4 separate regions of the Mus musculus genome follow, and regions 2, 3 and 4 are each linked to region 1. A link is a loop called in an ENCODE intact Hi-C map of the cell type or tissue named here. Cell type or tissue: left cerebral cortex. All regions are shown on one strand.

Region 1 (8,000 bases):
AATGGGGGAAATGGTGGTCAGCGTTTGATGGGCGTCCCTTTTCTCCCCTACCCCTTCACTGACACTAAAATTTATCGATCGCTGGCACCCTGCATCCCTACGCTGTAAGATATGAGGCTTAAAGGACATAAAACATCACCCGAGGAGTCTTTAGCGATCCATAACGTGACAGAGGGAGACACATGCTTCTTTAGAGGGGTTATTTCTAGCCCATGCATCTGGTGCTTAAACATGTGTCTTTCTGTTCTGCAGGACCTCTTAGCAATAAAGTGCTTCGAGCTGCTAGACAGACGATGCTAAAACCCATCCCCATTGTGTCCTCGCTATGAATTGCAAGACCAGCACTTTTTAACCTCTCTCTGCTACACAAGAATTTCTGTCCCACCCCCGAACAGTCAACTCATTGCCAGGAAAGCAGATGGAATTACAAATAACCCTAAGAAAGAAGAGGATAGATTTTTTTTTTAAAGTTTCTCTGCTTACTAGGAAACTACAGTTGAAGATGGGTGTGATTTTGACTTCAACGTCCTCCACTATCACGGTCACCCAAACAAGCTGTATGCATTCATGGAAACTGGGGTTTTGTCCCTTTAGGCAGAAAGTTGATTATCTCTATGATATTACCAGAGATAATCTTTTTTATTTGACTTTTATTTGACTGCTCATTTGGGATTTCAGAGCAGATGTTGAAACTTTATTCAGGAATTGCTTTAACTGCCCACTCTAATTAACATCAAGTATGAATCATTTCAGCCCTGGTCACAATAAAAAAAATGTCATAACATAATAAAATGAACCAGGCCGTTTGTTCCCCCAACCCAGCACCCTGCTTCTCTCTTGCTACCAGATTTTATGGAGGGGAAAAAAAAGGGGAAATTATCGATGATGAGAAACATTTGTGCCTCTGGCAAGAGAAAAAGCCCTTTGTGTTCCTCACAAGATCCATAATCACACGGCCTGGAATGAGTCGCTTTGCCTTTATCACTCGCTCACAAAAGAGAATGCTACCTCCTGCAGTAATATTGTCGAGAGACTCCTTTTAGACATTGGTAATGAATTGAGACTGGGATGACACATCTGAAATGTTTCAGCTGACTAGACTGGTTCATGCTGATATTTCCCTCCACTTCCTGGAAAATGGGTGGCGAGACCTATTAGTTTAACTCAAGCGAACTGACACTCCTCCACTCTACCAATTACATCCCTGCTCAGTAGTGAGGACGAACAGGATGTCAGAGACCCCGTAGAAAGTGGAAAGGCTGGGTGATTACAGGCGTGGTACTGCTGCCTCCGTAAAACGTGACTTCCTCCCAGGTCACAATGAAAACCCAAGTGGCAGAGAAGGTGGTCATGTCTTTGAAGTACTTCCTGATGTCCTTGGTGGCTCTTCTCAGGATGGCGGGGTCCATGGTTTCTCTGTAATAGATCTCACCCCGAATTCCATTGTGCACATCTGCCCAGAATGGAGCAATGAAGGCCCTCCCGTCCGTCAGGGGAAAGGACTCTGGTGTAAACTGGCTCACTAGCACGTTGAAGGAAACAACACCATTGTTATTGACCTACAAAAATAAGAGAGGTTTGGCACAGTGGTCCTGAAAAGCAGGGAACTTCAGAGTCACAAACCAAGACAGACAGCCAATCACACAAATGAAAGGAGATTTGAAGTGCTGGCTTTGAACCCCTAAATATCAGCTCCCATCATTCTTATGAGAAGGTTTGTTTCCTACTGGACACGCTCATTGGTTTTCTGTCACTTTCAGTTTGTAATCAGCGGCATTCCTCATTAATAGAGTCTCATTTTCATGTTCTTTATCTTATCTCTATTTGCAATTATTAAGTGCTACTAGTGCTGTGAGAGACAGAGACAGAGACAGACAGAGAGAGAAAGAAGGGTGAGGAGGAGAGAGGATAAAGAGAGGGGAGAGAGGAGGAGAGAGAGGGAAGGAGAGAGAAAGGAGAGAGAGGAAGGGAGAGGGAGGGAAGGAGGGGGAGGAAGGGGAGAGAGGGGGAGAAAGAGAATCAGAGAGACAGAGACAGAGAAGTGGGGTATCAGGCCAACCTAAGAATAACGGAGACAAAAAAGCCAAATTTGTTGAGAGTCATAGATGCAAGACAGACAGGAGAAGACAAACAAGCACAAACAGTTAACTTAAGAATTGAAGCGCTCTACAGTATAGCTTGAGTCTTACTGTATAATGAAAAAGGAGGTGGAGAAAGATGAATCACCTACTCCTTTGCTGAACTCAGATCTCAGGGTGAGCCATTCGGTGTGCTGGGTGAGCCATTAAAAAACAAAACAACTTCTCTTGATGTCATAACTACTTCCTCACTCAGAAAAAGGGCAAGGTTAAGACCTAAAGATGTCCCGTTTCTGTCCAGTTCTTGGCACTCGAGAGCATCTTTGTCTTTGTACATCTCTGTATAAAACCTGAGACATGAGTGCCTCGAGTTGTACTTGTAAATGACTGAGTAATAGGGAGTCCTTCATGGTTTGTAAAGGGCTCTGGAAGCACAGGAAATGACAACACCTTACTGCAATGTGGCCCCTTAGTTCCCTCGGGACCTGAAATCAACCCTGTGTCTGAGAGAAACTGACTTAATCCCGTGGCTCGTAAGACTTCAGTGGCAGAAAACATCCATGCTGGGAATACTTGCAGTTCCTAGGCAGAGAAAAATCTAGAGATGATTGCCCTGTATATCAAATCATTTGTTATATTCCTACTGATCAGCAACAGGGTAGACAACAGTGACCCTAGGCAAGGGCTATGCAGCTGGACTGAGGGTCCCTCTGCATGTGTTGGAAGAAAGCCTGTGAGGTTTGGGGTGTGAGATGGCCAGAATAGAGGGAAATTGGGAACCTGTTCTCATCAAGAAAATAAAAAAAGAGCCCCCCAGAGGCCTGTCTGCAAATAATGGGAGGACTTCACTTCTCAGAGCACTGGGAAGTCAGGGCACAGTTTATGCACAAATGATGCTATCCTGAACCTGTCCATCTACAAGGTCATGAATTTTTAAGCTCTGAGTTACACTGTGTGGTAGAAGAGAAAGAAGAACTGAGTGAAATTCATGCTCTAGAGGCCTGGGGGGAGGCAAGGACCCCAGAATGGAAAACATCTCATCTCCAAAAGCAGGTCAGTACACTTCAAAACTTATAGCCAGCTCCCTCAGACAGACCTGGGAGGCCCCTGAGGTGAGAAAGCAGGTTAGGATGCTAGAGTCACGTATTTGCCAGGGTGAAACAGGTGTGATGAAAACACACGGGCTCACCTGTGGAGGAAGCTGGCCGAGCCATCGTGTGTTTTGATTCTAGTCTGTGGTAGAGACCAGTGGCTCTCAGCCTTTTGTGGGCACCAGGATTACCTGGAGAGCTCATTAAGGTAGATAAGTAGGCTCTCTCCCCCTGTTTCTGAGTCAGCTAGGGTGGAAGGTGACACAGCAGGCAAAGCTGCCAGTGTTTCAGGAGCCCTTAGGTAGGTAGAGTAGTGTGTGTGTGTGTGTGTGTGTGTGTGTGTGTGTGTGTGTGTGTCTGTGTGTGTCTGTGTGTGTCTGTGTGTGTGTGTGTTGGGGGTGGTGGTGATTTTCTAGCTGTACACCAGAAACTGCCAAAGTAGCAGTCTCAGCGGCAGATGTGAACATGCTCCAAATTTCAGTTGTTCCTCCAGGGTAGGGGACCGACCTAGGTGAGATATGGCAGACTCTAACCCTGTCTCCCTCAGTCTGTGAGGGCAGAGATGAAGACAGGTTTAGCTTTTCCAAACCACAGTCTCCGAAGCAGCAACCTCAAGCATCCGAACTGCACGACCTGAGACTGCCGCTGCCCTGGGGAGCTCTGAACTGCTTCCTAGCACGGGCTTCGACAGTGGTACCCTCTGGCACAGCTACAGACCTAAGGAGGGTGGCTGAGTCTGCAAACAACTTGTATGCAATCCTGGATTATTCATCTCCCATGCTCTGACTCAGCTGCTATTTGGTCAAAAGCCCAAGAAGAGCAGATGTCTAAACTTTTCACACCCCCAGAAGAGAGCAAAAAAAAAAAAAAAAAAACCTATACCACTCCTATTGTGTTTCATTGTTTCTTTTTTTTATCTTGTTGAGTAGCAGAAATAATGTGAGCGGCATTGGGCCTCTGCTTCGCTTCTGTGCTTAATCACCCACAAAGGCAATTTACTGCCCTGTATACTCCTCCACCATGAACATTAGCCATTAACTATACCTTTGACTTTCTTAATCATAAAACCCATCAGCTCATGAAATCTCAGAACTTGTCGCTTTGGCCGCCAATAAATCCCCAATCCTCGGGGCCCTGAAGAGGGGTTTTAAAGTGTTTTCCTTAATGACAGACAGCAGGGACTTACATAGACGGTGCGGTAAGGAACACCAAAGAAGAAGACGGGGATGGCCAACTTAATCTCAGAGGAGCTTCCGTCATCTACTTTAGGGGTTCTCGTGTCATTCTGCCAAAATGGATACATGAGCTCCCTGGGCTGAGCTGTCAAGAGAGATGGTGGTTAGATAGATTAGACGGCAGCTGCCTCTTCCATTTGGCAAGCTACTATCCCTCCCACCTACTAAAGTCAGCTTGTCTGAGTATGGTTTACAAGCCCAAAGCAAGGCAGCAGGCCTCAGCCTTGCCAGTCTGAATCTGTGCAATACCTAGCTGATGATCTTGTGTCTTTGGGAAAGGAAAGAACAGAAGGGACATGGTCTCTGATTAAGACAGAGACCTATGTGCTCTATTCCAGTGTGTCCATGCATTAGAGAGAGCAGTGGTGACAGTGAAGTGGGGATGTCATACCACCATGGGTACCTGGAGCTCTCGGTGTCCAGAGGTGGCCTTTAGATGTGGCGTGCGTGGGTGAGAAGGGCTTGCCTCTTGAGTAGATGACCAGATGAAGAGAATGTGGATGTAACCAAAGAGCACCCTCCTATCTAAGAATTCTACGATTTGCTGAGACAGTCATGGCAGCTTTTCTTAAGACTCCTTTCTTTCCTATCACATAGCAGAAGTCATCAGAGCCCAAGAGGAGTAACTGAACCAAGACAACGGGAGGAGAGGGTTGGTAGGAACTGTCTGTGAGTGACCTTGACTAAGATCAGCCCATGGAGTTCTGTCCAGCTCTATTCACAAAAAACAGCAAACATGGGATCCTGGAGGCAGCAGAGGGAGGTGCCTGTGTGCATGTGTGAATGCATGTGTGGGTGCATGTGTATGTGTGTGTTAGTGAGTGTGCATGCATGCGTACATGCACGGAGGGGTTTGCAGTGCTGGAGTACTCTGTAGGGCAGACAGTGTTCTTCCTGGTCCTCATAGTCAAAGGTGAGTCATTACACAGACCCCACCTGGGGCAGCAGCACTTCCTCCCTGGATGCTTGGAGCACAGACTCTGGAGTTTCCCACGAAAACTCTTGCAAGGTGTGGCTCCGACTGGTGGGAAAAATAAAGCAATGTCCCCAGGGCCTGCGCTACCAAGGACCCAGTACAACTGTACCTCGGAAATAATCTGCATGTCACATCTGATGTCACTTCTCTCTGCCTCTGCTCTTTCTTCTTTTGAATGAAAGGTGGACAACAGAATAGTTTTCTTCCTTTGAACATTTATCAGTTGTTTTCTGGGAGTGGGGATGGAATAGCTGATCCATGTTGGGCTGTGGCCACAGCCCTCAAGCCCATCCAGAGACTGATGCCCAGCCTCATATCAGCTCTCTGGGAAAGTCCCCACTTTGTACTGATGGAGCCGAAAGGGTAGAGAGGAACTGGTCCCAGCTAGTTCTTCCCCTGGGAGAGCCCGTTAGTGAGCAGACAACAGCCTCCCAAAATAGCTTGCAGAGTAGACAGATAGCTGCTAGGAGGGTCAGGCAAAGCTCTCTAGCTCTGGAGTAGGGAGTTGGAGCAGGTCTGTCCAGACAGAGGTATAATCTCTGAGGGAGAGCATCAGGAAAACAGGGGAACTAGTCCAGCCATTAGTATTTACACATCGTTCCCACATCTCAGAAGTTTCTGGGAAGCTGCCCAAATCTTAACCTGTAGGAGATGCTGTGGCCGATTTAATCTCAGGAGCATTCAGCCAGTGAACTGTGTTTGATGTCACAATAAGTATTTAGAAAGGCTCTTGGAATATTCTTATTTACAATATGGTAGTAAAGTACAAATTTCTAGACCATGAAAACCTCCAAAAAATTCGTTGCCATCTTACACAGGCATTAAACACAGGCACGTATTAGATTTGAAGGTGACCGATTGTCTTGAATTACTCGTGCATATAGCTGTCAAGCTACAGGTTTGTGTTTCCTGGGGAGCTTTTTGGGAGTCATGCCCAGTATGGAAAAGGGCTCCAGGTCACACAGCACAGTAATCACTTCCATGCAAAAGTTCATTGGTATTTTGTACAGCTCTGGGCAATCTGTCTGGAGAAGAGACAATCAAACCCCCTTTCTGAGGACACAGAAAACACTGGCAACAGGGGACCCAACTTCTCTCTGGTTCCAAGATTCCTCACTTAGTTTGTGATTTTTGAACAGAAATAACAGTTTAAAGTTTTCCGTCTGAAAAAACATTAGATAAGTCCATCTAATACTGTACAACCTCAGGAAAGATTTGTTGAATAAAACATGGCACTCGACTAAAGGAACCAGGCAAAAACAACAACCGATTCCCATCTCAGAAGCAATTACTATTGAAAATAGAACTATTAGCACCTGGGCCAATTGATAGTGTCGCAGTTAGCAACAGAAACACTATCCCTACCCATGCTCACTTTAAACAGGGAATCACACAATAAATATAGTTAGGTTTCCAGGACTTTGCTCTTTCACCAAAGAAAACTACACATCCTTGGTGTAGAGGTGGAAGATGGAGTCACTGGGTTAATTGTAGGGAAACCACTCTACTGTTACTTTGGGATGTGTTGGTCCACTATTAACACATTCTAGGACAACGGGCATGATCTTAAAGGGAAGGTTCATCTAAGACCTGGCACTATGCAGCAACTGAACTCCACAGACTAAACAAAGGTGTTTTGGAATATTAGTCCTAAAAGACTTATGTCAATTGCCCTATCTTTCTAATCTAAAAACTCATGTACAATGGCAGGGTGGCATATGCACAGTCCTTCACTAACTTAAGAGAGATACAGAGAGAAAGAAGGGCCCATGAGGGCTGAAGGAGTCAACTAGCTTGTTTATTTGTAGCTTTCCATTGTTGGCCTATGTCCTAGGTCTCTGAGACACAAGATATCAACACCAAGGCTACTACTGCCACTTCCTAACCCTGAGTCAAAACACAATCACGCTTTAAAGTCTCTCACATAAGCTAAAGGGCTAAATGGGTATCAGTGATGAGGGAGGAGGTGGACACCCTCATCTCCTGCAAGTACTGGAGCTAGCATTAGTCTGTGTTGTTTTAAAGACTTTCGCTGGCATATACAAATTGTGTTCGAAGTTAAATAAGAGAAAGTGAGCATCATTCAAAGTTAATACATCTTACCCTTGACAACAGAATTTAATTTACTTTTTTCCCTTGTTGTATCTGCAGACACATGTACACCTGCCCTTGCAATTACGGTGCCAACAAAAGTGTCTCTTTATAAATTCAAGAGCATGCTGATCAAGAGCTGTAGGAGATGCTGTCGTACTCACCTTGGTGCCGAACAAGAGCGAAGATGAAAGAGACCCAAATTCTAAGTAATGATGAATAATTCATCCTGGAATTTTAAAAAGAAAAAGGAAAAAAAGATCCCCTGCTTGCCAGAGTAAATAGAACACCAGGTGTGTTGGGTGGCAAATCCCGAGACACACCACAACCATCACAGAACAAATTCACATCCCAACATCAATCGTTCAGAGTTGGCTGTAATTCCCAGGAGGCTCACGGGTTGAGTTCAATAGTTGGGAGACAAAGTAGACCCCCAGAAGGCGGCTGCCTAGAAGTGTAGGTTATCAGGGAGTTAGATGGGAAAAACGCAAGCTGCAAGGACCAAGGGGAAAGTGTCTACTTTGCATCT
Region 2 (8,000 bases), 160 kb after region 1:
AGGCTGTAATTTCCGAGAGCTACGACAGTCAAACCTATCGTAGATTGCTAACAGAGGATCCAATACTTGTATTCCGCAAGTTTCTCTCTCTAGACTGCATATGTTCTTCATGTCCCTCATTTCTACATAGCTTCTGGAAGTTTTCAAAGAACTTTCCTAATGTTGAATCTTTTGCCCGTCAGAGAATCTAATAGCTTGACCATTCCTGCAGCTCCTGAGATGGACAGGCCAGCCATGCAGAGCTGGGAGTGGGTGGACAAGGCTCAAGGGGCGATAGTGGAGCCTTGCTGCACAAAGCCTCTCTCCAACTGGAAACCAGAGGCTGCTGCCCAGGGAGTACTGGTTGACCAGGAAGACAGAGGCTGGGAGGGGAGAGCAGGGACTGTACAGCAGGCTCTTTTGCATAAATCTGCATATGCCCTCTCTTGGCCAAGCCACTCTATCTCAGTCAGTTTTCAAGTCAAGAGGTCATATTTTTTGTTTGTTTGTTTGTTTTTTATTTTTGTTTGTTTGCTTGCTTTTTTGCTATAGACCATCAAGGCTGTTTCCTTTTATCTCTTCATTTGTTTGTTTGTTTTGCTTCCTTCCTTCCCTTCCTTCCTTTCTCTCTCCCCCTCTCCCCTCCCCATCCCCCCTCTCCCCTTCCTCCTTCCCCTTCCCCTCCCTCTCTTTCATCTTGGTTGTCCTCTGTACGCAGACCCCAGAGACAGCACTAGGTGCTAAGATAGAGTAAATAGTACTGATTGTTCATCCCCTCTGACCCCACCTCCCACATGCACATTGCCCATCACCCTCTGAACTTTTAAGACAGCTAGCTCCCTGCTAGGGTCTACCTGGCAAGGCAGATCTTCCTGGTTGCTCTCTTTGCCATTGGAGAGGGCTGATCTGTTTCTCTGTGTAGTGTTGGCTATCCTGGAACTCCCTCTGTAGACCAGGTTGGCCTCAAACTCAGAGTTCAGCCTGCCTCTGCCTTCCAAGTGCTAGGACTGAGGGTATGCACCACCACCATCCGGTCTCGGGTCTCTATTTAGTCCAATCCCCTAGCCCTGGGTCTGCTGCCGGGCCTTACCAGACACCACTGACACAGCGGGTAGACAAAGCTCGAGGGGCAATAGTGGAGCCTTGCTGCATGAAGCCTCCAACCGGAAACCAGAGGCTGTTGCCCAGGGAGTACTGGTTGACCAGGAGATTACACCGGCCCTGCGCACAAGGATGTGGACTGTACCACTCATAAGGAGTCAACCTGCAGGAGAGAAGACCATATTTCTGGGGTGAGGAGGGTAGACATGGGGTGCTGGAAAGCTGCACAACTCATCTTCCTGGCTGTGCCTGTGTGACTGGGTCCACTACTCCCCTCTGTTCCTCTGCTATACCTGGATCCTTGGATTTCTTTTTCCCGTGGAGGGGGTGAGGTGGGTTGGACTCACCCCCTTCAATAGTTTGAGAAGTCAGTGCTTCACAAACTATTTTTATTGAATCCTTCAAATAAATACATTTCTCCCTTAAGTAAACTCAGGTGTTCAACTCCAATATTTAAAATGACTAAAGGTGATGGCTTTGTCAGGAAGGTGGGAGCACAGGGATGGGCAGCCTGGAAGGGACCTTGTTTTTTCATGGTGAGTTTCCAAGGAGACCAGGAAAAGTTCCAAGGGTCCCATAGGGCCCCAGCTTAAAAACTCTCACCCTAGTTTTATAGGTCTCAAACCCCAGCTACATCAGAACTGCCAGGGAGGCCTGTTTTTAAAAGCCCCTGTACGATAAGCCTGTGAGTTGCATGAGGACTAAAAACTTGTAAGCTCCAGGTCCGTATCCACACTGACAGCCACTGACTCCCTCTTATCAGATGCAGTGTCCTAGATCCCAGCCTTAGAGATGCAAAGGTACAAGTATTAGCGCTGTGAGGTACCTCTGATGGGGGGGGGGTACCTGGAGTTTAATTTTCCTGCTCTAGAAACTCAACCAGAGTTACAGCATACGGAAGTGAAAGTACAACCTGTCTGAAGGAACAGGCACTGGGGCTTCAGAGTTCTCAGTGACCACATGTGTCTGAAGGCTCCCAGGAGTCTTTGTGCTCCGTGGAACCCATGCGCAAACCATTGCCTTAGAGCAGAATATCCCAGGTTTGCATAGCATACAAATATGCAGTCATATGGTTAGCCCTTTACTGCCTTTTCTATTTTCATTCTTTGAGACAGGGTCTCACTCTAGCCCAGGCTGGCCTGGAGCTTACTACATAGCCCAGGTTAGACTCAAATGCATGGCAGTCCTTCTGCCTCAGCCTCCTACCACAATAGGCTAATAATGTATTTTCTTTTGTTGTTGTCATTGCTGTCGTTGTTGTTGTCATTATTATTATTATTATTATTTTCTAATGCCAGATTTGGGACAGTATATGGGCGTGGCAGCCACAAAGGAGGGTGCAGAGCCCATCAGGGTAGCTTTAGGTGAGTCCCTTTTGAGTGTTTATACAGCAACAAAGCACTAAGACCCTTTGCAGAGCCTTAGAGGTGACTTGAAAGCTGTGCAGACTCCACTAGAGCCAACTGTCCACACATATAGCCTTAGCCACAGGGGGCCAAAGAGAATCTCAAAGCAGCAGAGCCTGGATCTCACAGACAGCTTCCTAAACACAGCAGCAGACAGCGCTGCGAAGTGGAGAATGGAAGTGTCAGACAGCACGCAAGCTCCCGCACCTCGCCAGCTGTCACTGACAACAGATAGTTGACAGTGGCAGTGCCTATGGGGCCAAGAGAGGTGGGTGGTGTACAAGAGCAAACCCCGGTGCCTTTGAAGACTACTAGGCCGTTTGATTTAGCCTTTGATCACCACAAGAAGAGGCACACTGGGGTCATGTAAGACTCAATACATTCCTGTTGCCTTTCTTGAGTGGAAAGAGCATGGGCACCCAATCCATAGACAGAACACAACCCCAGGAAGACCCCCCCTCTGAGAGATAGAGCAGGATCCAAAGGATCATCTGGCCCCGATGCTGTGGCCTAGAGACAAGAAGTCACTTGCCACAGAGCCTCTGTTGGATTTCTAGCTCATTCTAAGCTATTCTCCATTCCCACTCAACAGTCCCCTGTGATAAACTGAGCAGGTGGCGGGGACTTAAACAGGTGGAAGGTGGCTTGTCCTGAAATTCAGGCTACCTTAGCTCAGGGGCAAACAATCCCTTACAGCTTAGAGATACCCTGGAGTGTTTCAATATGACCAGGAACAGTTCCTGCCTTCTGCGGACAAGGGAAGGTTAATTTTCCCTGGCCCCTAACCTTTACCATTTCTCCCAACTCAGTACTGGGCACAAATGTACCCTCTTGTTGCCTGCTACCCTCTGTGGGTTTTGTTTGCCAAGACAGCTGTGTTTTCAGAGGCAGAGCCAACCTCTGCAGAGGAAGCATTTTCCCCGGCCTGTGTCACTGTGGCCTCTGTCCCCCTTGTCCCCGCCCCCCCCCCCCCAACTCTATTTGGATTTGCAAGCTCCATTTCTCATCATTCAGGACTTTAGGGCAGATCATAGCAAGGAGGGATGCCAGGGTACCCAAATGCACCATGCTTAATTAGAGCAGTCTTCCTGTCGCCCCCTCCCTCTCTCCTCTTTCCCAAAGTTCCTATCCAAGTTGGGGCGGGTGGCAAGGATGCAGGAGGCCAGAATACAAAAGCAAACGCAGACAAGCAAACCTGTCCGCACTGTGCATGGTAGGGAACACAAGCACAGGCAGATGGACGGCTAGTGTGAGGTTGACAGCTGGGCAGAGAGCATTTCAGGCCCCCAGTCCCTCTGCCATCTCTATTTGGCACCCGAGGTCTTCTAAACCATCCTCTCCTCCCACCACCCCCCGCCCCGTGCAGTTCCCAGAGTGGACACGAGGTGGCGGTGTGAGGACAGGGAAGGAAAGGGAAGAGTACCGAGCCACCAGGAAGAGGACACAGCTGACCGCCAGATAAGCTAGAAGCATGAAGAGCCAGACTCCTGGAGAAAAGGGATCCAGGAAGGAGAAATAGCCCGGTCTGCGTCCCTGAAAATGAAGATGAAAATAAGATTCACTATACATAGTCAAAATGGCTTTGGGCAGGGCAGGGCATGAGCACTGGCTTGGACCTAGCATTCTGGGGAGACTCTGGGTGATTCTAACAATGCCAGAGATGATAGTGTAGCCCAACACCTTGTAAACCCCGATCTAGTGATGAATCAAAGAGCAGTGTGGGTCTGTCTCTTCCAGGAATAACGAGGCTTTGTGCTGAGTAAGTCTGCCAGCCCTTTGACACCTGCGACTACTGCCTTGGGGCTCAGGAGGACCTGTGAGGTGAAGTTGCTGTACAGGGGTCTGACCTCAGCACCTCTCTTTAATGTCTGCATCTTTCTCCTGAGAGTGTTAATATGGCTTGTTCCCTTGGCTTTTTGCTTTGCCAAGTGTCCTCAGACAATGGAAACAAAGTCCTGAGGGCCCCTCAGACGATTTTGTCCATTTTCCTAGTGAAGAAACCAAAGCCCAAGAGATGCACCCAAAGTCATGCCATGGCAAATGGATGACTTAGAGACACATCTTCTAACTCGAAGTCACCATCCGGTCCCCTCATAGCTTGATGTGCTTGCAACTCTTGAAGTTGGAGCCAGGAAAGGAAAATCAGCTCCAAGTTCCCACCACGTCTCACAAGAAAGAATGTGAAAGACGGTGTCAAGGCGTCTGGTGCCTGATCCTGTCTGGTCTCAGCTAAAGCTGGGCTAGATCAGACCCACTCTCTGAAAGCTGCAGGCTTGCTCCATTACCCTACAGTGTTTCGTCTTTCATTGAAGAGAGCTCACATACACATCTGTGTTCCTTTCTTCGTAAAGGAAACAAACACCCTACGTCAGAATGAACACCTAGACTCAATCTGTGGGTCACAACCTCTTTGGGGCACCAAATAACCCTTTCATAGATGTTGCCTGAGACTATCAGAAAACATAGGTATTTACATTATAATTCATAAAAGTAGCAAAATTACAGTTATGAAGCAGCAACAAAAATAATTTCATGGTCAGGGGGTCACCATAGCATGAGGAACTGTATTAGAGAGTTGCAACACTAGGAAGGTTGAGAACCACTGCCCTAGACGGTCTGACGGCACAGGAGCTGAGCAGAGGTTGCCGCTACAGGTGGGGTGTGCTCTCTCCAGCCACGTTCCGCTGTCAGCTTTATTTCTTCTGTTTACTACAAAACCACCAGGCTAGATGCTGTCTAAGGGCCATTCGAAACGGAAATGCTGTAATTTTTATGATCTCAGGAATCCAGGAAGTCTGTGGATGTAACTAGAAGTCAATATCACCTTAAGCCAATCTATGAGTAGGTCTGCTTTCACACTTAAAGTTATATCAGTCATAATAGCACCTACTACCTGTATGCAGTGCCTGCCTCGATAGCTTTCTGTGTGAGTGACCCCATGGTACCTGCATAGCCTTATTCCTCAGTGACTTCAGCTTTTATGGGTGGCTTCTCATTTCCTCTCAGAGAACCAGGAGGAGCATCCTCAATGCCCTAGGGAAGAATTTTACTTTCCCCTGGCACAAAAGGGACACAGAGTTGCTTTACCACTTGCCCTGCTTATAGGCAGTCATTCTTGAGACCTGCCGTCTTTCATCAATGTTACCAGAACCTCTTAGGAAGCCTTTATGAAAATAATTTTCTTTCCATGTATAGCACAGGCCAGGGAGAATCCAAGGGCATTTTCTCCCAGTACATGAATGGTTGTTGATGTTCAGAGGACGCTTGATCAGGCTGGTTGGGAAAATGAGTCTGAAGAAGAGGCAAAGGACGGCAAAAGAGGGAAAGGAACAGGAGGAGGAGGAGCAAGAAAAGGAGAAGCAGCATTAGCAGAAAGAGGAGGGGGGAGGAGGAGGAGAAGCAGAAGCAGCAGCAGCAACAGGAGAAGGGGGGCAGGTTAGAGACCAGATCATGAGTGTGTTTGCTCCCATCATTACATCAATCTTGTAACAAGAAACAAGGGGTTCAGGGGCAACAGAAGCTGGGTCCACGGTTGTTCATTGCAATGTCTACCACAGGCTGACTGTCTTACTCATCGCCCTAGCATCCCGTGGCAGACACAGAAAGATGCAGAGTGTGAAGAACCCACACAGGTGATGAAGGACTCAAAGAAGACCACCTTTGCTACTTTTGTACTGCAGTAGAAATCACTAGCTTGGTCCACTCTCGGGGCTACGCTTGGTTGCAGACTGCCTCTCGATAAATGTACATGAATTCTATGTGACCTGTTAAAACTGTTTTATTCTGTGCCTTTCAAGTGTGAGACAGCCAGGAAGGGGGAAAAAAAATCTTTCATTGCTGCTTTCTGAATCTGAACTCCATTAGATGTTCCATGTCAGAAATCTATACCTGATTGTATCACAAGCCGTGAACCCGAGGAAAATGGCAGCACTATTTAAAGCTGCCATATTCGGTTAGGGTTGATAAGAAATGATGCAGAGCCGTGAGACAAACTCCTAGAGGCTTGGTTTATATGGTGCGGGACATCACACAAATAAGAAACAAGACATAGGTAGACATAGCCTCACTTGAAAGCGGCCTGTCACACTGGCAGCCTCTGATTTCACCAATGATTGACTGATACTGACCAGAAGAGCAAGGGTTGGGCAGCCATTGGAGATGTGGGTCTGGGTTTAGGCTGAGCCATGCTGTTGAGATAACTGCAAAGGAAGCATGCTCCTTGGAAGATTCTGAATGCTAACCCATTTTCCTATGTGGATGTTTCGGATTGCTTCCTTCCCAAGGGACACCCTAGTCACTGGGACTTGGCACAGACTATGGTCACATGCCATAGGCACTTTTTCAAAGTACCAGCTTCTACTGAACCCAAAAGATGTGTAACAGTGACAGCGACTCTTCCGAAAAACTCAGTACCTCGCTATACGCTCTTGATTTCAATACGAGTTTCCATGCTGACAGACAGAAGAACCAGGGCCCAGGGAAGCTGTGTCTCACTCAGATCATTGGTGATGGCTTCAATTTCCCTGGTACTCACTCATCAAGCTGTGCCATCGGCACGCTGCGCTGCTCCATTCTCATGGCAGCTGTATCAAGTCTTGTTCAACTCTTAATGTTTGTAACTCGCTCCAATAAACTCCTTAATTAATCCCAGGCCTTCTACCCCGTGCCAAGAGAATCCAGATTTACTCAATCCTACCCATTTAAAGAACTCATAGATGTATTTATCTATCCTCATCATCATTTATTGTGACTGTTGTTTTATAGACATTTGTATTGACTTAGACGATCAATATAACTGCAGACTGCAGGTATGGCCAGTGCCTTTAGGTGACAGCAACCATTCTGAATGAAGATAAGTAATGGTTTATGTACCCATCTCTCTCCATACAGCCATAGCCATAGATCTGTGCTGTGGAGGTCAAGGACAGGACAGGTCCTGCTGGTGGGATGAAAATTAGAAGCAGTTGCCTTGAATTTTTGACTGTGCTTCAATCTGACCCTACCACAGCTGGCCTCTTTAGTGATAAGAGAGCTCTAAAGGATTGGCCACCAACTAGCCCATGGTCCTGGACTGTGGAGGCTGTTTGAATTGTATGGTGGCAGTGGATCTTCTCATATGACATATGTCAGTGCTGCCTTTTATTCTTAAACATCTATTAATTCAATTTCTGTGTGTTGGAAAATGATATTGTAGAAAGTACTCTCCTTCCCAAAGTCTGAAGCCAAATGCATGGGGACACCAGGGCCAGACAAAGCAGACTAAATGGTAAACAAAAATGCTGACTCCGCAGTCAGATTGTCCAGGTATATGTTGGTGTTCTAGTTAGATACAAGCTCAACCACGGCGGGCAAGCTACTTAACCCCTGGGTATCTATATACTCTTTGTAACTTAGGAGTAACAATAAATCTGACTTTGTAGGGTTATTTCGAGGACTGAAGATGTAGTAAGGAGTGTGTGTGTGTGTCCATGTCCCCACACACTGCTCTCTCTCTCTTTCTCTAATGGCAGGCAG
Region 3 (8,000 bases), 570 kb after region 1:
AAGGTTATGGAATCTTCTAGATGACTGAACCTAAATAAATTGTCTCCTGTCTGGGCTTCTGGTATCGTATCATTTCAGAGCGTTTATCTAATCGTAGCCAAAGCAAGGGAAAGATGACAGAGGTTCGGACAGTTGGAAGAAATAGCTCCTCCCTACTTACACACTTTACAAATTGGGTTCTGGTCCTACCTTCTAGTTAGTCACTGATGACCATGGGGGATGCACTGGAAGGCACCCAGGGCTGAGCTGCCCAGTGCTGACCCAAACTGCCCTGGACCCCCTAAGTAACATTGGATCTTGGTTCCGAAGAGGAAGAGAAACTAACAGGAAGCTCCCAGGGTTCCTGGCTGGCCATCACCAGTCTGTCCAGATCCAAGAGCATCTTAGATCTCTAATTACCACATGGTGTACCCACCTTTTGAAGAGAAAAACAAAATTGGCTGGCAAACTGACTTAACGCAACTGCATCCATAGATCTTAATGAGATTCTTAGAAAGCAAAACAAGCCACGCATTTCCGCAGCGTACTCTTATTCTGTGCTCCTCATTTTGGTGCGATAGACTTTGGGGCTCTTGGGGCAATTAAGAAAATGGGCATAATTGAGCTCTCAAAAGGTATTTTATGCTGGGAGGAGTAGGTAAGAAATAATAGAACACTAATTGCCACCATTTATCAGGTGGCTCCTGTGCACATGGCTCTGTATTTCCAGCGTATTGCTGAAGCTTCAGAACACAGCCTGCAAGGTGGGCGCCATTATTGCCACCTCTCCATGCAGATGACTCAGGAGAAGCTTAGGGAAGTTCTTTTTCTGCATCTCTTCCCTCCCTCCCTTGCAGCTATCAACCCTGAAACTAGGGAGAAGTCCTGACATGTTTCCTCTTCATCCCAGGCTTGTGATCTTGGGAATGGCATAGCCGGACCTCAGCAAGATCAGCTGAGAGGCTGGATCCTGCCGAGTAGGACAGGACAGACCAGACCAGACCAGACCAGAGAGTTAAGAGAAGACCCTGGCAGGTTACTGCAACATCTGAGTCGGAGGCTTACATGTGGCAAAGTGACGGAATGCAAAGTGCTGTAGCAGGCAGTTCACGGACACCGACATAAGGGACAGCCCAGCACAGAAGAGAGGAGGGGCTGAAACTAATTTGAAAACCCAAGAGGCTGAGCTTGCTGTTAAGAGGAATAAGTGGTGGGAGAAAGGCCTTGACGGTGCATGCAGTTCGGTTATGAGCACTGGAGGCTCGGTTGGCAGTGCTCAATCAATTTAGGCGTGTCCATCAGGAATTGAAACTGCAGCAGTCTCTGTAGAGCCAAGTGACACTCATCCCACGCGGTCCAGCTGGATTCATGCCAGGAACCTTGTACTCACAGAAGTTTATGGTTGCAATTACTTTATAGAATTTCTTATCAGATGAAGGTAAATAAAATGTGGTATACCTATGCAATGGAATATTAGTTAGCAGAGTGAAGTGTTGATGCATGAAATATGAGCCTTTATAGCTTTATGCAGAGAAGCTAGTTGTGAAAGGCCACATAGTATATGATCTATTTGGATGAAATACAACCAGATAAATCCATGGGGACAGAAAGCAGTCACTAGAGGCTAAGGAGAAGGGAGGCTATTAGTGGGATGTGGTGAGGAAATGCTCTAGAATTGAAATTATAGTTGGAAAAACAATGGGCAAAGACCATTGAGCTCTACACTTTTAAGTGGTGAATTTTATGGAACATGTGTGTGTGTGCGCACATGCATGCACACTTGAATGCACATGTATGCATGTATGTATGCACATGCACAAGTGTTTGTGTGACATGCATGTTTGTGAGCACATTACTCGCCACTCTTTCAATCTTTTGTCTTTTATTATTGTTGTTTGTTTGAGTGCACACACATACCACGGTGATCAAAAAACTCTGTGAAGGACCGAGCCAATGTCACCACATTGAGCAGGTTGAGAACATCTACTGAGCTGTCTCATGAGCCTCTCCAAAATTTTTTATTTAGACAAGTTGACTCAGTGAACCTGGGCTTGTCATTTCAGCTGAGACTCTAGGATCATAACTTTCAGCACTAGGATCTCAGCCCCTTCCATGTCTCGCTTTTAGGTGGGTGCCAGGGATCTGAACTCAGGTCCTCATGCCTGAGGAACAAGCACTTTACCCACCTGCCCAACCCTACAGGGTATTAGATTTGCAAACACTTCAGTGTGGCTCAGGCTAGCCTCACACTCATGATCCTCCTGCTGCAGCCTTTGGAGGGCTGAGATTAAAGGTGTGATGCACTAATGCCTAACTGACTATAAGCACTTTTAAGGAAGAAGCTATTTCTGCAGCCAGTAATAAAGGCAAATTCTTGAACCCTGCTTCCACTAAAGTGTGCATCACAATCACTCCTAGACTTAGTAGCCTTGCCTGTGAAAAAGGTGACACGCACTTGATAGGTGGGGTTTGTCAACAATACGGCACCTGCAACCGGTGTTTTTCATTCTTGGGTTTTGAGTTCTCTACAAAAAAAATGTGACTTTCCACAGAATGACTGCTTGGAATGTGTACTGGCTAGTTTTGTGTCTACTTGACACAGCTGGAGTTGTCACAGAGAAAGGAGCTTCAGTTGAGGAAATGCCTCCATGAGATCCAACTGTAAGGCATTTTCTCAATTAGTGATCAAGGGGGAAAGGCCCCTTGTGGGTGGTGCCATCTCTGGGCTGGTAGTCTTGGGTTCTATAAGAGAGCAGGCTGAGCAAGCCAGGGGAGGCAAGCCAGTAAAGAACATCTCTCCATGGCCTCTGAATCAGCTCCTGCTTCCTGGCCTGCTTGAGTTCCAGTCCTGACTTCCTTTGGTGATGAACAGCAGTATGGAAGTGTAAGCCAAATAAACCCCTTCCTCCCCAACTTGCCTCTTGGTCATGATGTTTGTGCAGGGATAGAAACCCTGACTAAGACACAGTGTTACTAAGATGAGGGTGTGGGGAAAACTCAGGTAGGTCCTGGGGGCGAGAACTGATGGGGACAGGAAATGAGAAGTGTGGGCAGGACCTGGACACCTGGAGAGAAACGGGGGCATCCAGACTTTGGGAGAAGCAGAGTGGAGGTGGGCAGGACCGGGAGCACCAGGTCAGGGAGATGGGAAGGAGACTGAAGTGGGGCATGGAGGGAAATAAAGCTGCCTAACTAAACCAGGGACACGTCTCAGACACTGAGCTTAGTCTCTAGGGCGGTAACCACAGAGTCTGTCTGTGTGGGCTTTAGGACAGGCAAGTGGCACGGTGATGAGATGGCTGGGTCTTTGGGAGACTCAACTGGGTAGTCACATGTGTGGCAGACTGAAGAGAGAAGGAAGCAGTGAATGCGGGCGTCTCCTGTGGCGATGTGTGGCAAAATGACCTGGTTATGCTGGAAATGCAGCAACAGGGACATCAGAGAGCTGGGAAGGAAAAGATCACAAAGCCGGCTAACAAACATCGCAAGGATCCCGAGGTCAGTGTTTCTTTTTCCCTTTTCTTTCTTTTTCCTTCTTCAAGCTATCAACAAACACTCAGCAACCCCTTGTTTCCTAGAACAAAGCTGGAAATAAGTTAGTCAATTAATCGATGGCCTCTTTGGTCACCACTACCCAGCTATTCTGGCTCCAGATAACAAGATTCTTATTTCCATTTCCTAGGTCTGCCCAGCCTTGATTGCAATTCCGCTCAATGTATCTTTGAAGAGAGATGAAGGAGCGAGTTGAGCATGTGAGTTAATCATAGCTCATGTTTAAAGACCCAGAACCTACTCCACCTAAGCCCATTAGAAAGCAAATACTCCCACGGGGAGCAAACATTAGGCTCCGTATGTTCCAAAAAAAAAAAAAAGTCCATCCCATCTCTTTTCACTTGGGCTGTTAGTGTGCAAATGTATCATGGCATTTTGGGTTCCCTGGCACTTACTCTCCAGGATAGACCCATCACAGTAGCACATCAGCTGCCCAAGTCATCTAGCTAGCTAGTTCACATTCTGGGGACGCAATGCTTAAGAACTCCCTGCATTTCAAAAAGGCCCTTGTTAAGGACAGCAGAAATGGAGACAAAACTTCATAGTCCCTCCTAAACCGATGCACAGCGAGCCTCCCAGCACCAGCCAGGGAAAGCTCTTCCTCCACTGGCCTGCCTCTCACAGCAGTGGTGGGAAGTCAACTGCGCTCTGCATGCTTGGAGGATACCATTCTACTGACTGAGCCGCAAGTTGGATTTTTTTATTCTTTATTTTTGGACAGGCTTTATATAGCCTGTCCTGAAACTATGTACATCAGGCTGGCCTTGAACCTACAGATTCCCCTCTTTTTTTTTCCCTGGTACTGGGATTAAAGGTGTGTGCTACTATGTCTGGATATAGTATATAAATGGAATGTTTTAAGAATAAAGTTACCATATAGGTTTGTATTTAACTATAATTACCTTTTCCAGTTATGTGTGATTCTTTTATTTCCATCAATAAATTCTAAATTTCAAGTATAAAAGAAAACCTATTACTTCACTAAGCATATGAACTATATTCTGGGACACAGAAGCCATTGTGTAGCACACGCTGGTATCCCAGCCTAGGAAGATCTCTAGGGCTTGCTGGCCCATCAGTCTGCAGTTCTAGGCTGGAGATAGACTGTCTCAAAGGAGATGAACAGAGCTTATGACCCCCGCCCCCGTGTTGTCCTCAGTGTCCACCCACAGATACGTACTGCACATATGAGCATGGACATACATATACACATTTTTTAAAAGATACAAAATGTGACTGGGAGGCCAACATGGCTTCCTTTCTCCAGTATGTGTTCGATCAAGTATACGTGCATGTACGTGAAGTGTGATGGTGGAATTATCTTCAATCAGTTCTCCCTTAGTCTCTGCAGCAGGGGCTCTCAATCAAACCCAGAGCTGTGATGCCACTAGTCTCACTATCTAGTTTGCTCTGAAATAGTCTCTGCCTGTGGTTGAAATTATCCATAGGCTGCTAGCCTGCCTGGTATTTATGTGTGATCTCAGAAGCCAAACTCTGGCCTTCATGTGAACTTGGGCAGCAGCTGCTTAATCCAAGCCCTCCCCCCAGCCCAGCCATTTTGTGTGTTATGTATACTTAGTTTGTTGTCTTTTAAGGAGTTTTTCCTTGCTTTAGGTTTATTTATTGAACTTGAGTTTAAGACTGAGTCTCAGAAATCTGCAGGAGGTCACACAAATGGAATTTGATAGTTTTGTAATGCTTTGCATACAGAGATGTCTGTGTGAGATTTTAATATCTTTACACAGCTTGTTACCTTACCTGGTAAGGGCGATCTTCTTTGAATGCATAATAAGCTGGCTTCAGACTCAATAGCCTGTGGGCAGTTGAGTCCATGTGAGAGAATGAAAACTGCAGAGGTAAGCCCAGTCAAGATCACCCGACAAGGGCGAGGAGGGGCGGGACTGAATCCCTTGGCGCTGTGTGGCCTGTGTGCCTCCTGGCTATGTCAAGGAGTCAACAATTACTTCTGTAAAAAATGACTAAGACAGGAACATGTATGTGTGCGCAGGTGCCCATCAAGGCCAGATGGGGGTGTCAGGTCCCCTGAAGCTGGAGTTACAGATGGAGAGAAGCCACCTGGTCTGGCTCCTGGGAAGAGCACCCCCGGCCTGGAAAGGCAGCACACGTTCTTAAGCCGGGCCATCTCTCCAGCCCCACAGGAGCCGCTGTCTAACAGGGCTTAGACTACAGTTACCATAGGAGAGGCTAAAAGGTTTAGCTAAACTATATCCCACAGTATTAATTATTTGTTAAGCATCTTATTAGGCTTTTCAGCCAGTGTATCCTCGAATGTTTAAAAACATCCCAAGAAAAGGTGAAATTATACCTACACCTCAAAATACAGACAATGCTAAAGGCAGTCAGCCTTCTAAAAGAATGACATGCACAAATAGGCAGAACCACTTCCTGCATGTGCCACAAAAGCTGACACATGGATCTCATCACTTAAAAATGGAAAAACAGCAAAATTAATGTGTCATATCAAGTTTTTTTAATGATGTAATATACCAAAAATTGTAGTTGAAAGCTATTTTAAAAAAAGACAAGTGTCTCACTCAGGCTGACCAGGAACTCACTATGTAAACCAGGCTAGCCTTAAACTCAAGGGCCCTGCCTGCCTCAGCTTCCCAAGTGGCAGGATTAGAGCCTGGTATCAAGTGTATGCTACCATGCCTCCATCACTGCTTGAAAACCAAGGACAAAGCTGGCTTGTTACAAGGGCAATGTCAGCTGCTCACACCACTGCAGAGGTTCACACTTCACAGCGATCTAAAGACTAGTCTCACCAGCAATGAGACCGGAAGCAGCAGGAAGGCCAGGAGAGTCACTGCTAGGGAGGCTACTGACTCCTTGTCCACTTAAGAACTTGGTGGCCGGCTGTGGTGGGGTCACCTAAGACCTCAGCACTCACGGAGGAGCACAAGGCCAGCCTAAGGTGAGAACCCCATGTCAAAACACAACTTACAGAAGACAAACAGGAATACATACAAAGAAAAAGTCACATACTCAGTTCTTTTAAGCTTATTTAATATTTGAATTCTTATTTTCTATTTTCCCAGACCCCAGAAAACAGAAAGTTTTAGATGACCCAATATTTTGTTCCAGAAACATACAGCCTTATCAGCTAATTCATAAAAGAGCTTTTTACAAAGGTGCATCTGGATAATTAGAGCAATAAAAGTCTTTTAGGCATTTCAAAATGTGATCAGTAAAAATACATGATTATTAATAAGGTTTTTTTTTTAAAGATAGTTCCAGATTTCTCTTAAAAGCAATTTTTGTTAAAGAGTAAATGATTGTATGGTGAACAAGTAAAGTGAGACAGCCTAGTGGGGAAAGAGAGGCTCATTAAAAACCACCAACAGTGTGCACGCTACGGTCCCCTGCTGTAGTATGTCTGCTTAGCGGGTGGCACCTGGCAATGGCTGGGAGGGAGGGACTGGTTTCTGAGAAGACCACCTTTTCCTGATCAGTGTATTACCCAAACCCTCAGCACCCATGGGGAAGGCAGCCAGACGGGAACAAGAGCACGCCTTTAAATAAAGTACAGTTTTACAGCTCACACTAAATGGGGGTGAACTGTCAAAAACAAAAACAAAAACCAAAACCAACACAACGTTAGGGGGCGGGTGGGCAGGCGAGCGAGACCTTGCAGAAGTCTGTTTTTGTAGATCATGGTTTTCGGAGCGTGGAGGGAAGCAGGCACAGAGCAAGCTCAAGCAGGCGGCTGCAGAGAAGACAGCTTGGGCAGGGTACCAGCTGCAGGCAGCAGGCCAGCGCCAGTGCCCAGGAGCGACGGGAAAACGAGCCCCTGCAGTAGAGGCAGCATAAAGTCTTTTAGCTTCTAAAATTCTGGCAACAAGGACTTTTCTCTTCTTCACTCCCCAAAAGACAATGAAACAAAATACTTTCTAAAAAAGGGCTTGTTCTTTCTAGAGGTCATTAGAAGTTGTTTGGGGCACTGGTAGACTGCTTGCCTTGCACAAATGAGACCCTGAGCTTGGTCCCCAGTATTACAAAATTAGATAACAAACCTATGTACACCCACAATTTTGGCCCAGGAGCACAGCAACCCACACGTGAAAAGAAGTGTTCCTGTGTCATGTGTTCCCCAACATATGTGCCAGAAGACCTGGAAGCAAGGATGGGAAGCAGCCAAGGAGAATGTGTGGGCACCAGGAGGAACATTCCTGCAAGAAAACCCAAGAAGCAGAGAAGAAAAAAGAAAGGCCACAACTGGTCAAAACCAAAATGGAGAAAGCCAATGAGTGTACAGAGAAAACGTGGCAGAATAGCTGTTGTCCAGGCAGCTTTCAAGAGAAAGAAAATGAAAAAGAACCCAGGACGCACTGCTAAGATCAGGGGTCTAAGAAGACGCAGAAAAGAAAATGCCGATTTTAGTGCTGAGTTGCTTCCCGTGACGTGTGGTAACTTGAAGGGAGTGTTACACAAGGATAAATTCAAACAAG
Region 4 (8,000 bases), 140 kb after region 1:
TCATATCTGTTAAGTTGTCATGGGGCACTGGGCTATGCTATAGCTGGGAAGAGCCAGTTTTGTACCACACGAGATGCTCCACAGAAAGGAACAGGAATTGGATGCTACCTGGCCATTTCAAGATACCTTGGGTTTCTCATTATAAAGAACCCGAAGGATGTCTGTTCTTTACTTTCTTCAAGCAATACAGTATACTGCATTCTCTGCCCAGATGATGGTCTGCTTTCAGTGGTCCTGAGGCTTCACACAAGCTATAATTTTAGCAGATCATGCACTCCAGTCTGCAGATTCATGGGTCAGCTCTTCCAACTCTGCACCAATTGATGCAGGGGCCTCCATCCCAATTAATCCATGGCAGGGATCTTAAAAATGGGGGAGGAAACTATCTTCGATTAATTTAAATACCAGCCTATCTCACCTGGGCCACTGGGGACAGAAGACATTTGAATATAGGAATATCAGAATCCATATGGATTGGGGGATGAGACATAAGGGGTCTCTTAAGAAAGAAAGAGTATGCCCAAGGGTCTGGCTGTGGTCTGAAGGTGGGTGCTCCAGCCCACGGGTAAGGAGTGGTGAGACGGTGGGCAGGCGGGGGTGGGGGGAGCACTGCTATATCCCATGACTTCTCAAAGCACTAGATTCTCCAGCCAGCCCAGCTAAGAGAGGTGACATTGGTGATGGTGAGAATGGCCACCTGCCCAGGTAAAGGGAGTCCTTGGGTCATGTTGGGACACTCCAAGATAACCCCAGCACTTGAAGATAGATCTATCTGAGATGGAGAAGAAGACTAGGGCCTCCCAGAAGAGCTCTTCCCTCCTGCTTCTGGAAGGGTGCTGCATCTCCTCTCTGGACCTGTCACCTGTGCCCTGCCTACATTCCCCATCTCCCCAGCAGTTTCCCCTGACCCTCCTTCATCTTCCTCTCTTCACTGGCTCTCTCCAGGTCATGTCTTTCCCTTCTCAGACCCTTGACTACTCCAATTCTGCCCACCCAATGCCCTTCCTCTCTCTTCTCTATCTTTGTGAACCTTCAAACACAGCTGTCAACATTAGCACCATTTTAAGACACTCTGAACACATACATTTGGGAACTCCATCCCACATCAAGGCAGGTGGAAGAAAATGCACCCAACATTTTACAACCAAATGCACCTAAAATTTCTTCACTTCTGGTTTTACAGAGCAGAAAGAAATAGTTAATTGACAATTGACTGTGATTTCTCAGCCCTCACTGCATAGAAGGGAATGTTTGTAAAATGAGAAAAATCTAACCCCAAAATTGCATCTAAATGAGATGCAGTTTTATGAATATTAAATTTAAAAATTAATGAAGTTGGAACAATGTTCCATTTTGGAGATATTTAATTAAACATGTCTTAATTTAATTTTGCAAGTTTTCTTTGTGCATTGGGAAGCTGATAGTTTTCTTTTCAGACCTTAACCATAATTTTGAACACCTGAGAAGCTTCTAGGCCCTGAAGGAGAAAATGAATTTACTAATCTGGATTTACTTCTGTGAATCCTAGTTAGCTCTCACATGCTGGCATCACCTGCTGCCCTTGCATGTGACAGTGGCTTGTTCCTCTGATAGCACTGCCCACGTTTTGTTTTCTGGCTCAGGGGCATTTCCCAGCCTTGATCTTACACAGCCTCTCTTAGCACTGGATGTTGTCAATCACCTTAGCACTGGATGCTGTCAATCACCTTAGCACTGGATGCTGCAATCACCTTAGCACTGGACCCTGTCAATCACACCCCCCTTCTTGGCTCTTCATAAAACCACTGCTTGATGCCCTCTTTGAACCTCACCAGTCACCCAGGCTTGCTCTTGGTCTCTTGCCTCTCAAGCACTGGTTACTATCAAGTCCTTTTGGCTTTATCTTGATCTTCTTCTCTCTACCCATCCCATCTCCTTCCTGCTTCAGGTCTTCCCCAACCCTTGCCTGGACTACTGCATCTACTTCAAAATGATTTCTCTGCATGTAGTAGCATTTCCTGTTCAACTCCACCCTCCATCAAACTGATCTTTTCAAAATGTAAATGCTGTGACATCACTGCTAGCGACACAGAATTGTTTGCATTTCCCAGCATGCCCTGGTGCTCCTGTCTGTGCACTTTGAATCTTTTCAAGCACTTCTGTGGCTTTGGGTCTGAAATATTACCCAAGGCTCATGCATTTGAACACATGGTCTCCAGCTGGTGGCATCATTTGCAAAAGATTGTGGAACCTTTGGGATATGGAGCTCAGCTAGCAGGCATGGGTCACTAGCAGGCTAGGGCCCCTCTGACTCAGACTGAACTCTTGATGCTTTCTGGTTAGCTGCCATGTGAATGTGGGCCTCTTCAAATAGCTTAAAGCAACAGTTCTGAACCTGAGACCATGACCCCATCTACAAACCTCTATCTCCAAAAATATTGACATTACAACTCATAACAGGAGCAAAATTACAGTTATAAAGTTGATATGAAAATAATTTCATGGTGGGGGGGGGTCACCACAGCATGAGGAACTGTCTTAGAGGGTTACAGCATCAGGAAGGCTAAGAATCGCTGCTTTAAAGCTTCAGTGGACAGAACCTGTACCTTGGCCTTCCCTCCTCAGGGAGCTGAAATTTCTTGGAAACCGAAAATCAAATTAAATTCCTCCTCCCCACAGATGTGTCTGTCAGGTTATCTGCTAATAGATAGCGCAAAAAATAACTAGTCCAGCATTTCTTCTCTCTCTCTCTCTCTCTCTCTCTCTCTCTCTCTCTCTCTCTCTCTCACACACACACACACACACACACACACACACACACACACACACATCCTGGCTAACCTCATCCATTATCACTGAACACGGGGCTACCTTATCTTGGTGGCTTACCTGATCATACACAACTCTGTCAGCTCTTCTGTCTTTGCACCTCACTAATAACACACTGTGCATCATTCTAATTGTGTGCACACAACAATCATGGTAGTTACGTTTATGAATCTAGATTTCTCATTAGACTAAATTCATTGGGAAGAACCAGGCCTTGGGGGGAGGGGGGTGGATAAAAGACCAGAATGGACTGGAGAGGAGGCTGCAGGAAGGCCTGAGTCCAGATACCAAGAATTCTGCATCATTGCCCTATGACTGTGATTGCTTGCCCATAATTCCAGCGTTGGAAAGAACAAGTTGCCTAGCCACACTAGCGGGGTCAGTAAGCTTTGGGCTTGATTGAGAGCTAGAACCTTAAGAAGAAAAGGTAGGAAATGATAAAGGAAGATTCTAGACCAGTCTGAGGGACTCCACATACACAAACACGCAGGCACTCATGCACCTGTACCCCTGAGAACACATCAACACACACACACACACACACACACACACACACACACACCACATATACCCACACACAAAATGAAGAAAAATAAAAGATCAGAAGGAAAGAGATAGCCAGGCAGTGGTGGCGCACACCTTTAATCCCAGCACTTGGGAGGCAGAGGCAGATGGATTTCTGAGTTCAAGGCCAGCCTGGTCTACAAAGTGAGTTCCAGGACTGCCAGGGCTACACAGAGATACCCTGCCTGTCCCACCCCTCCCCCCCCCAAAAAAGAAGGAAAGAGATAGACAGCTGAGATATAGAGGCCTACAGTATACAAAACTCTGGGTCCTCATTGTGAACTCATTAAATGTGTGTGTGGTAACTGTAAACCATGGCGACTCTCAGTGAGGGCTCCAGCCAGATGTTCCAGACCTTCTGAAGGCAGCAGAACACTCACATGGCTAAATCCATGACATAGGTCCCCATGTTAGATGAGTTGGGGAGGGAAAGAAGGGACTATGTGCTCTGCACTCAGACGACTCTAACTCTGCTTTGATCTAGACATGTTCTCAGAAGGAGCTGAGGATTTAATGAGATGCTGGTAGAGGCCAAGAGCCACCAAATGGCCCAGTCTTTCTTCCTAGCTTCTCGACTTTCACGGCCAACCTGTTAATCATGGGTGTTGGCTCCAGCGTGCTAACTCCTGGCTGAGTGGCCTCTTCTTCCTCTTCTTCAGAGCGAGGCTTGTATACCAGCCATGCCTTTAGGAAGTTATTGGAAAGTAGAAGCAAGAATAGATTGCTGGCAGAGTGAGAGCTGAGAAACAGATGGAGGGGGGAGGGGCACATTCAGAGAGCTGGGCCATTCTGCTTAACACTGTCATCAGTCATCCCCCTAGAAGTCTAATGCCTTCCACAGAACACAGCCATTCATCAGCTGGGGCTGGGAAGGGGTTTGCTCCAGCCTGCAAGATCCTGGCCGCCCTTCCAGATGCCTTAGCACCTGCAAGAGGGACTAGGAAATCATCTAGTCACTATTTCTGCCCCCTCCAGTACACAGGACAGTGCATAAGCCACCTAGACAGATGGCTTTAAAACTGGGCTTTCCTCCTGACACCCGGAGCCGGAGCCTCAGCTGTGTTTCAGCAATCAGTACACATTAGCTCAAATAGATTCAGAGTCTCCTCGCAAATCCCCGGTTGGTGGAATACTAGCTCTGGTGTCACTCACAGATTGCCCACAAATACAAATACTAGCTCCCAAATGAAATGCATCATTTTCTTTGTCTCTGGAATGTGACTGGGGAGCAGACGTCATCAGGAGATACCGCAGTGAAGAGACTCAAATCACCCACCTGCCCCTCCTTCCTTTCAGCCTAGCTAAGAATCATTTCTGAGATTCCAGTAGAAGAAGCTCCCAACCTTTAACTGAATTCCAAGTAACAGTGTATCTATCTGTACCTAAGACACAATGCATGCTGTTCTCTTTTGGAACAATGGTTTGTAGGTGGGTGAGGGGCAGCTACACCATACAGATATAGAGAAAGGACAGACAAGACTCATGGTCTCCACAAGTGACATCATATGTTCTCTTTGATGCTGATGAACAAATCTTTGTGGTACATTTTCCATGATCTGGGCACTGTACTAGGTGCTAAGCTCTGAGCAGTGTCAGACTTTCCAAAAGTATCTTATGCAAACATAGATTCTTGGAACCATGAGGCTTTCTATCATTTTAGAGTCGCATTCCTCTATAGCCATGTGGACATATCAGACAGGGCCATCTCCATGGGACTCTTTGCTGTAAACAGCAGCTCCTCCTTTAGAGTGTATAGAGTGACCTACACGACCTTCCCAGTAACCATTTGCATTGCATGGCACTATGAAGGAGAAAGCTTGCCATTTCTGCTTGCCCTCACCGTGACATCTTTCACTTAGAACCGGCAGATTCTAGAAAAGACAGGTGGAGGAAAATCAGGAAGAAGGATACAAATTGGAAGACGCATTAGAGAAACCTTGCAATTACGGGAGAGGCACACTTCATCACGGTCCACAATACAAGCTCAAACATCCCACTTTCCAAATCTCCTCCAATTATTAGACAGGCTAGAAAAGAGACACACTGTTCCTGCTACATAAAAACATTAAAAAGACAGAGAACTTGGACTGTCCAACTTTTCATCGCTAATGGGTAACTTCTAAATAAATCTGATGGCAATGTGATATGCTCCAAAAATATGAAGGCTCCCATTAGGAGTGTTTACTATAAGCAAGGTTTCATGCTAAAGATTTTAACTCTGCCCTTGAAAACTATTTTAACTTTAATCTTGTAAAGTTGCCTTTGACAAGTTGTGGCTCCATTTTCCTGGCAAGGGAACAAAAGTACAGAATTAAAATTCATTGCCCAAGGTTCCACACCCAAATCTAGATTCAAAGCAGAGCCTTCAGCCTTCATACCACTCCTGAAATCCGGTCACTCTGTGATCCCTCCACTATAGTAGATGTGCATAGAACTTAACTGGCATCCTGAAAACTGGCTTTATTGCCCAGAACCTCCAAGGTGGCAGGGGTGAGGGATTCTACATACAAGCTACAAGCTCGCTTCAGGAACCCCTACTCTCTTGCAAAACATGATGTCAGATGCTTGGTGCAGTGATGTGTCAGCTTATCTTGGCTCAGTTTCCAGACAGAGGGGAGTGTGGCCTTCAGAATGGCTGTATTTCTTGATGGCAGACTGGCCAGGTCACCACTTATCTCCGTTTCTGGTCTTGTTGTGTTTTCTGACAATCCTCTGGAGTTTCTCTGCCACCCCTTGTTCAGTGTGACTCCACTGGGGTGGGGGTGGGGTGCTTCCTGGAAGTATCTCTCTGAGTTGCTATCAAACTCCCAAAGTCGGTTCTCACCTTCAGAGCTTTCCCAAGAAACCAGAGAAGGAAGAGAGCCTGCTGGGCTTTCTGAGAAAAGAAAGGGAGGGATGGGTCCCCAGAGTCCCTCATTCCCCCTCCCCACCCCCACTCTCCCTAAGATGTCTCAAGCTTTCATTCCCACTGTGCCAGACAGCAAACTTCCTGTTATCCAAAGCTTCCAAAAGTCAACAGCACTGCCTCTGTGCCATTCTTGAAAGGGGACCCCGATTTTCATAGCCTGATGGAGTATTTGTCTTCCTCTGAAGCCTTGATTATGAGCTCATGTTTTTCAAGATAAAGGTATTCAATTTCCTTGGGGTTCACCCACCACCTTTTGTCTGGTGATTGTTCTGCGAAGCCTTTGGTAATCCAATCCCTTTGCATGGGATACTGGCATCTGAGAATGGCTAGCAAGATTTCCTTTTATCGGAGCAGGGTGAGAAAATAAACAAATAAAATACATGAGAGAGAGAGAGAGAGAGAGAGTGCAACCTGGCCTTTTTTGTTATTTCCAGTCTTCCACAGGATCTACTATCTTATGTCTCAGTGTTTGCAGGAAGGTAGCTGGTCGCCAAGCTTCAGGAAGGGACAGATAAAAGAGGTTATGACAAGAAGAGGGAAATGTTCCGTTTACAAGATCCAAATAAGGCCCCGTTAAGGAGGCTCGAGATAGGAGGCATTACCTCGGTGTTCCGATTCTTCTCGGCCTTGGTGTCTGAGTTGTAATGCTCGATTAAAAGTAGGGTAAGCATCAGTTCCTTTTCTTTGAAATTTTGTGCATTTTAATAGGATAACAAAGCAGAAAAGGATTACATTAGGCTCCCGCGTGTTGTCTGGTACATTTTAATTGAGACCAAAGTGCTGGCAGTTGCTGGCAGTTTCAGAGGTCTCTGGGGAAAAAAGGCCCCCCTCCCACTTCCTGTCACCTCCATCCCTCTGCTGTTCCACAGTCCCCTCGTTTCTTTAGGCACACATGAAAGCCAACTGGTGCAAACTATAAAAGGAAAGATGACCCAAGAGCTGCTGGGGAAAGCAAATTAAAACCCCTGCTATCTCAGACACAAGGGGAAAAGCTTCCACGGCTCACCTCTTGGTGGCCATTTAAAGACTTCAAGGAGATCTTTTGTGTCCCGCCGCTCCTCCAAGTCTGAGTTCTTTGAGCCATGAGTTAGAGGCAAAGATAAATACAATGGGTAATTAGCCAGAGAAAAAACACAGCGCTTGGGCCAGGACTTCCAAGATGGCCTGTAAGAAGTCATGAGGGAATTTTGCTTGGCCAAGGAAGCTCAAGCATCTTTGAACAATTTGTTTGGATTTCAGCCATGGCAGAAGAGGGGTCGCTGCATGAAGCTGGCCTCCGTTGCTATGGCTGGGCGGGCAGCTGACACTGTGGTTTTCGTAGAAATGTGCGCAACGTCCTCCAGACAGTCCTGCTCCCTCACCTTGGCTCTTAGAACAGTGCTTGCTCTTGGGTGCCAAAGGGCGCTGCAAAGGCAAGTTAGTGCTGGCAGGTTGGGAAGACCCAGGTGTCTCCTGAGGCTCAGCGACCTGGGCAGGGTCACTCCACTGATGGCTTCCTTTTCTTCTGTCTGTTCTTCCCTCTATGCCAGAGAACACTTGGTCTCCATGAACACCACAACGAGGCCTCCCGACTATGCCGTTTTATCATTCTCCAGGGCGGGGGTGGGGGTGGGGGGTGAGGGTCGTGGCGGGGGGGGGGGGGGCGGTTGCGAGGCTGACTCCCATTAGTCTCCCTCTTCCCTCTACCTCCACCTCTGCTGTCTAATCAGTCTCCGTAAAC

What was found. Peaks named below come from ENCODE experiments on the same cell type or tissue, not always from the same donor. Only the 100,000 strongest peaks of a DNase experiment are listed, where the experiment ranks them.
Region 2: a loop joins it to region 1, with 2.9 times the contacts of the local background. A loop is called at or near these places in 6 of 42 quality-filtered maps.
Region 3: it touches region 1 in a loop (3-fold over the local background); 2 of 42 quality-filtered maps call a loop at or near these places.
Region 4: it touches region 1 in a loop (2.0-fold over the local background); 4 of 42 quality-filtered maps call a loop at or near these places.

Annotation. Positions count from the first base shown.
Region 1 is chr9:42,390,578-42,398,577 of GRCm38, forward strand. Tecta (tectorin alpha) reads right to left here. Exons shown (of 24, transcript NM_001324548.2): 2 at 7,636-7,700; 3 at 4,356-4,489; 4 at 1,272-1,559. The coding sequence starts at 7,699. Gm47629 (a long non-coding RNA gene) reads left to right here. Exons shown (of 3, transcript XR_003948138.1): 3 at 253-792. Among named protein-coding and RNA genes, the nearest start is that of Tecta, 5.4 kb to the right of the region's middle. In left cerebral cortex, no CTCF peak of the experiment used is centred here; DNase peaks (open chromatin) are centred at 3,967 and 4,500.
Region 2 is chr9:42,546,498-42,554,497 of GRCm38, forward strand. It overlaps Grik4 (glutamate receptor, ionotropic, kainate 4), which reads right to left. Exons shown (of 21, transcript NM_175481.5): 15 at 3,910-4,019; 16 at 1,070-1,243. Among named protein-coding and RNA genes, the nearest start is that of Tbcel, 78 kb to the left of the region's middle. In left cerebral cortex, a CTCF peak has its summit at 3,862 (motif pointing right); DNase peaks (open chromatin) are centred at 2,665 and 3,874.
Region 3 is chr9:42,957,305-42,965,304 of GRCm38, forward strand. Arhgef12 (Rho guanine nucleotide exchange factor (GEF) 12) reads right to left here. Exons shown (of 41, transcript NM_001359232.1): 41 at 6,538-8,000. It also overlaps the pseudogene Gm5831. Among named protein-coding and RNA genes, the nearest start is that of Gm36648, 14 kb to the left of the region's middle. In left cerebral cortex, no CTCF peak of the experiment used is centred here; DNase peaks (open chromatin) are centred at 4,080, 4,896, 6,970, 7,300 and 1 more place; H3K27ac peaks cover 1,442 bases.
Region 4 is chr9:42,526,148-42,534,147 of GRCm38, forward strand. The region is part of intron 19 of Grik4 (glutamate receptor, ionotropic, kainate 4); the gene reads right to left. Among named protein-coding and RNA genes, the nearest start is that of Tbcel, 58 kb to the left of the region's middle. In left cerebral cortex, no CTCF peak of the experiment used is centred here; DNase peaks (open chromatin) are centred at 4,146 and 4,390; H3K27ac peaks cover 430 bases.